Regions from separate parts of the Homo sapiens genome. Here region 1 is linked to region 2. Evidence: chromatin loops called from intact Hi-C (ENCODE). Cell type or tissue: Panc1. All regions are shown on one strand. Region 1 overlaps FYB2 (FYN binding protein 2). Region 2 has its middle 59 kb from the start of MIR4422.

Region 1 (2,500 bases), 1.5 Mb before region 2:
TGTGCGAGTGGGGTGTGGTAAAGCAGACACGTATGTAAATCACTTTAATCAACAAAATTAGATAAGTGGAAAGACAGAGGGAAGCAGAAGGTACTAAAATGGAGCAAGTACAGACAGTTGGCCCAACCTAAGAACTGGAAAAAGCTGCTCGGAGGGATTGGTAACTCAGCTAAAAAATCTCAAAAGATGAATACATTTAGCCAGGCAAAGAAAAGCAGGAAGGGCATTCCGGGCAGGGGCAACAGCAGATGCACAGAGGCAAGTTCAGTTTTACTGCAGGGGTGAGTTAGAGGCAGGAAGTGGTGGGAAATGAAGCTGGAGCTGTAGACAGGAAAAGATCAGAGAAGACCTTATGTGTTTGGCTAAGGAATGTATGATTTACCAATAAGGTAACAAGGAGCCATTGAAAGATTTTAAGCAGAGGAGTGGCGTGATTGAACCTGCACTTTATTTATTTATTTATGTATTTATTTATTTATTTATTGAGATGGAGTCTCACTCTGTCACTCAGGTTGAAGTGTAGTGGTGCCATCTCGGCTCACTGCAACCTCTGCCTCCTGGGTTCAAGCCATCCTCCCCACTCAGCCTCCCGAGTAGCTGGGACTACATGCATGTACCGTCATGCCCAGCTAATTTTTGTTTTGTATTTTTAGTAGAGATGAGGTTTCACCATGTTGGCCAGGCTGGTCTTGAACTCCTGACCTCCAGTGATCTGCTCACCTCAACTTCCCAATGTGCTGGGATTACAGGCATGAGCCACTGCATCTGACCTGAACCTGCGCTTTAGATGCATCATTGGCATGAAATTAATTTGTAGTTCTCAAAGAAAGCCTTTTAAAAGATCATCCCCTCAGGAGGTTATTACTCCAGAAATATATTCACTCATTTCATTTGCTGTTAGTTTGGTAAATACTTATTGAGTATTACTAGGAGCAAATTTTCATGCTTGAAACTGTAGGCTCCACAAAGGTGAGCATGTATTTCTACCTGACCTCAAGGAGTTCATGGAATATAGGGCAGATGAAGCATCTACTTGAATAATTGTAGTAGGATATGGAAAGTGGCAAAGGGCATAAGACCAAAAGAGATTTGCAGATGAAGTGCTGTAAGACATGTTTTCAAATCCGTTCCTTGGACCAGGTGCTGAGCTGGCCTCACAGTAAGCACTCAAGGTTATTTATAAAATATGGACTCCTCGGAGCTTCTATTTCAGTGGGGCAGGCTCAGGAGTCCCCAGGATATTCCCATGCACAGCCAGGATTAAGAACAATTGCCAGAAGAGGTCTGAGGAGAAAGAGGTTAAGCTTTGAAGGGGCCATTGATGGTGGAAGCATGTAAGCTGTGCCTAGAAGAATGAGTAAAATTTGGACAGTAGATTTCGTGCTATGACATTCTGGACATGCCAGATGGCAGGTGAAGCATGGGCTGTGATGGGATGCAGGAAAACAAGGCCCACACTAGAGGGAGCCCAGGAGTTCTACGTGACTGCAACATAAAGCTGTGTGGTGGCGGTTTGGGACCAGATCAAGGAGGTGAAGGAATTAGCACTTTAACTGATAGATACTTGTGAAACACTATATTATTTTTTTAAATGGAGTGACATTTTAGACTGGAATTGTATTTTAGAGCCATCAGATCCCTGCAACATTTTTGTGTGAGGCTGGGTTACCAGTTAGAAAATGATTGCAAAAATCTAAGTAGCAGAAGACAACATGCTGAACCAGGGAATAACTATCAGTCCAGCTACCATTGATTATGCCTGGAGCTGAATAATTGTTTTGCTTTTTCTTCTTCCTTCTTAAGAAAATGTGAGGAAGTGGTTAGGGAAAAGTTCATGATCTCGTTACCCACAATTCCAAAATCCAATAAGCTCTGAAACCCACTAATTTTTCATAACATTTTTGGTTTCAAAAGCCTGCCTGAACCAACATGAGACAATTTATGGTCTTTATTTATCTTGCATTATATGAACATTAATATGTTTTACTATAGAAATGGTAACATGTTTGATCACAGCATGCTGTCTCAGACCACACTAGGATTTACGTATACAGAATTTGTAATATATTACCTTTCTAAAACTGGAAAAAATTTGAATTCCAAAGTATACTTGGTCAGAGGATTTTGTAAGGATTGTAGACCTAAATTGGTGCTGAAACTAAATCTCAGAGAATCCAAGCAATGTTTCAAAGAAAGAGGAAGACATGAAGACTGGGGTCTTGTGCAGGGAAAGAAATGGATGGAAGAGATTTTATAGAGAGGCTGCTAACACACAAATTTTCATGTTGATGCTAGGAAGATGATTGTGTTGATGTTAATGTACTATTGGAATTCTTAGATGAAAGTTCTAATGGCTCTGTAATTGGTGATGGATGGACAGAAAGGCCTTCATGACAAGGAGTGTAGGCACATGCAGACAAGAAAGTGCAAGGTGATATGATCTGAAATCCACCGAAGGGTTCCCTACACCAAAATATTTCCTCCTCTCTTATTGCCTTGA
Region 2 (2,500 bases):
GAAAAAGGAAGTTGGAATCTTTAAATCTGATTGGTGACCCTGGGAGCTGGACAGTAAGTGAGAAAAACCATTATCCCAGCTCTGTCTCTAGTTCATTGTATAATTTTGAATAAGTCAATTCCCCTCTCTGGGATTCCATTCTTAGTTGGTTAAATGAGAGGGTTGGATTAGTTGAGGTACAGCAAATGCATGACACACATGTTGCCATGGGAGACTTACCCATCCAAAGCCCATGCAGACATTGCTAATCAATCACAGCACCCTTTTCCGGTAAGCAGGACACAGTACAGTGCCACCAATAGTCCAGAGTTGGCACATGAAGCAAATAAAACCTGTTTACCATCCCTGAGCTAGACAACTTCCAAGGAGTTCTGCCTGTTATGACATGTTGCCCTCTATGCCCTAGTGAAGAGAACAAAGCAGAAATCAGGAAACCTGGGGCCTTGTCACCACCCTGCCTTGAGTTTTCAGTGCCACCGAGAAAGTAACTCAAAATCTAGGTCTTTCTTTCCTCATTTGTTAAATCGAGGGTAACAATTTTATTCTTGTAATTTTGGGGATCTTTGTAAAGATGAAAATTAAAATTACCACATAGTCTCTTAAAACAATGCGAATTTACTATATTACTATTCTGTAGGTCAGAAGTCCAAAATGGGTTTCACTGGGCTAAAATTGAGGCATCAGCAGAGCCTCCTTCCTTTTGGAAGTTCTAGAGGAAAACCCACTTCCAGCTCTACAGGCTGCCTTAATTCCATGACTGGCAGCCCCTTCTTCCATCTTCAAAGCCAGCAGTGGGGCATTTTCACAACTCTCTGACTCTGACTCTTCCGTTTATTCTCAACTCTCCTTCTCTTACCCTAACCTTCTGCCTTCCCCTTCCAGTATTTAAGCACCCTTGTGATTACATAGGGTCCACCAGGATAATCTTCCTATCTCAAGATCCTTACCTTAATCACATCTGCAAGGTCCCTCCTGCAAAGTGAGGTGACAGATTCACAGGTTTGTGGGGGTTAGGACATGAACATCTTTGGAGGTTCATTATTTAGCCTGCCACACCTCACATAATTCCTTATAAACATCGTCCTCCTGAACAAAGATAAACTGCTCCTGGAGGAAGGCTGAAAAAGGAATTAAACTGCAGAGTCACCAGAAACTTTCTATATCTGCCTGCCTAAACGCCAATGGTTAACATTCTGAAGAGAGCCACAGGAAGGCTAGTTCAGGCTGTTGTCCATTTCATCAACTCTCCACCAAGTTTTTGAGACGAAATACACAAGACAAATTTAAAAAAAAAAAAAAAAAAAAACCAGGAGTGGAAGAAATACTACTTTTTAAACTATCCAACAGCACCCCCCAGTGCCAAGAAGCAGAAAGAGGGGAGAAGGGCTAGCAGTTGGTAAAGGATCAGAATATTGTCCAGGTGTTCACGCTTGTAACACTCCTTTGGGAGGCCAAGGTTGGAGGATCATTTGAGGCCAGGAGCTTGAGACCAGCCTGGGCAACATAGCAAGACTCCGTCTCTAAAAATTAAAAACAAAAAATTAGCTGGAAATGATGGTGCATGCCTGTAGTCCCAGCTACTTGGGAGGTTGAGGTGGGAGGATCTCTTGAGCACAAGAGTTTGAGGCTGCAGTGAGCTATGATTGCACCACTGCACTCCAGCCTGGGCAACAAAGCAAAGTTCTGTCTCAAAAAATAATAATAATAATCAGAATATTTAGCTCCATGGTTCTCCATTAGACACACAAAGCGTGGGATACAACTGATCTGAGACTAGCCCAGGCGTGCGAACTGCATTTTTTTTTTTTTTTTGAGATGGAGTTTCACTCTTGTTACCCAGGTTGGCATGCAATGGCATGGTCTCAGCTCACTGTAACCTCCACCTCCCAGGTTCAAGTGATTCTCCTGCCTCAACCTCCCAAGTAGCTGGGATTACAGGCACCTGCCACCACGCCCAGCTAATTTTGTATTTTTAGTAGAGATGGGGTTTCACCATGTTGGCCAGGCTGGTCTTGAACTCCTGACCTCAGGTGATCCAACTGCCTCGGCCTCCCAAAGTGCTGGGAATACAGGCATGAGCCACTGCACCTGGTCTGCGTGAGCCACTTTCTAAGCTCACCAAGTGATTCTATGTTTTGGACCTTTGATTTACAGTTAAAACCACTGACTTCAGCAAAGCAGTAAACACAGTCTGAAAGCCTTCTAGGCCTTGGGGACTCAAAAATAAATATGATAAGGCTCCTCCTCAAAGAGAGCTTCCAATCTAGGTAGACTATAAGAGCTGGAAAAGACATTGGCCACAACTAACAACTATGGGACATAAGGCAAATTACTTAACCTCTCCGTGACAGATTCCTCATTTGTAAAATTAGAATAATAATAGTTCCTGCCTTATAGGGCTACTAAGAGAGTTAAATGAGGTGACTCACGTAAGGCACTTAACGTGGTATCTGATACAAAATAAGCACACGGCAAGCGTTAGGGGCCAACTGATGAGCCA

Evidence for each region. Hi-C counts contacts between places; a loop is a spot of excess contacts. Peaks named below come from ENCODE experiments on the same cell type or tissue, not always from the same donor. Only the 100,000 strongest peaks of a DNase experiment are listed, where the experiment ranks them.
Region 1: a loop joins it to region 2, with 3 times the contacts of the local background. A loop is called at or near these places in 16 of 110 quality-filtered maps.

Annotation. Positions count from the first base shown.
Region 1 is chr1:56,802,714-56,805,213 of GRCh38, reverse strand. All of the region lies in intron 1 of FYB2 (FYN binding protein 2), which reads left to right. Among named protein-coding and RNA genes, the nearest start is that of FYB2, 15 kb to the left of the region's middle. In Panc1, CTCF peaks have their summits at 1,242 and 1,454 (motif pointing right); a DNase peak (open chromatin) is centred at 1,443.
Region 2 is chr1:55,283,820-55,286,319 of GRCh38, reverse strand. No RefSeq gene overlaps it. Among named protein-coding and RNA genes, the nearest start is that of MIR4422, 59 kb to the right of the region's middle. In Panc1, CTCF peaks have their summits at 1,155 and 1,365 (motif pointing left); a DNase peak (open chromatin) is centred at 1,179; H3K27ac peaks cover 1,015 bases.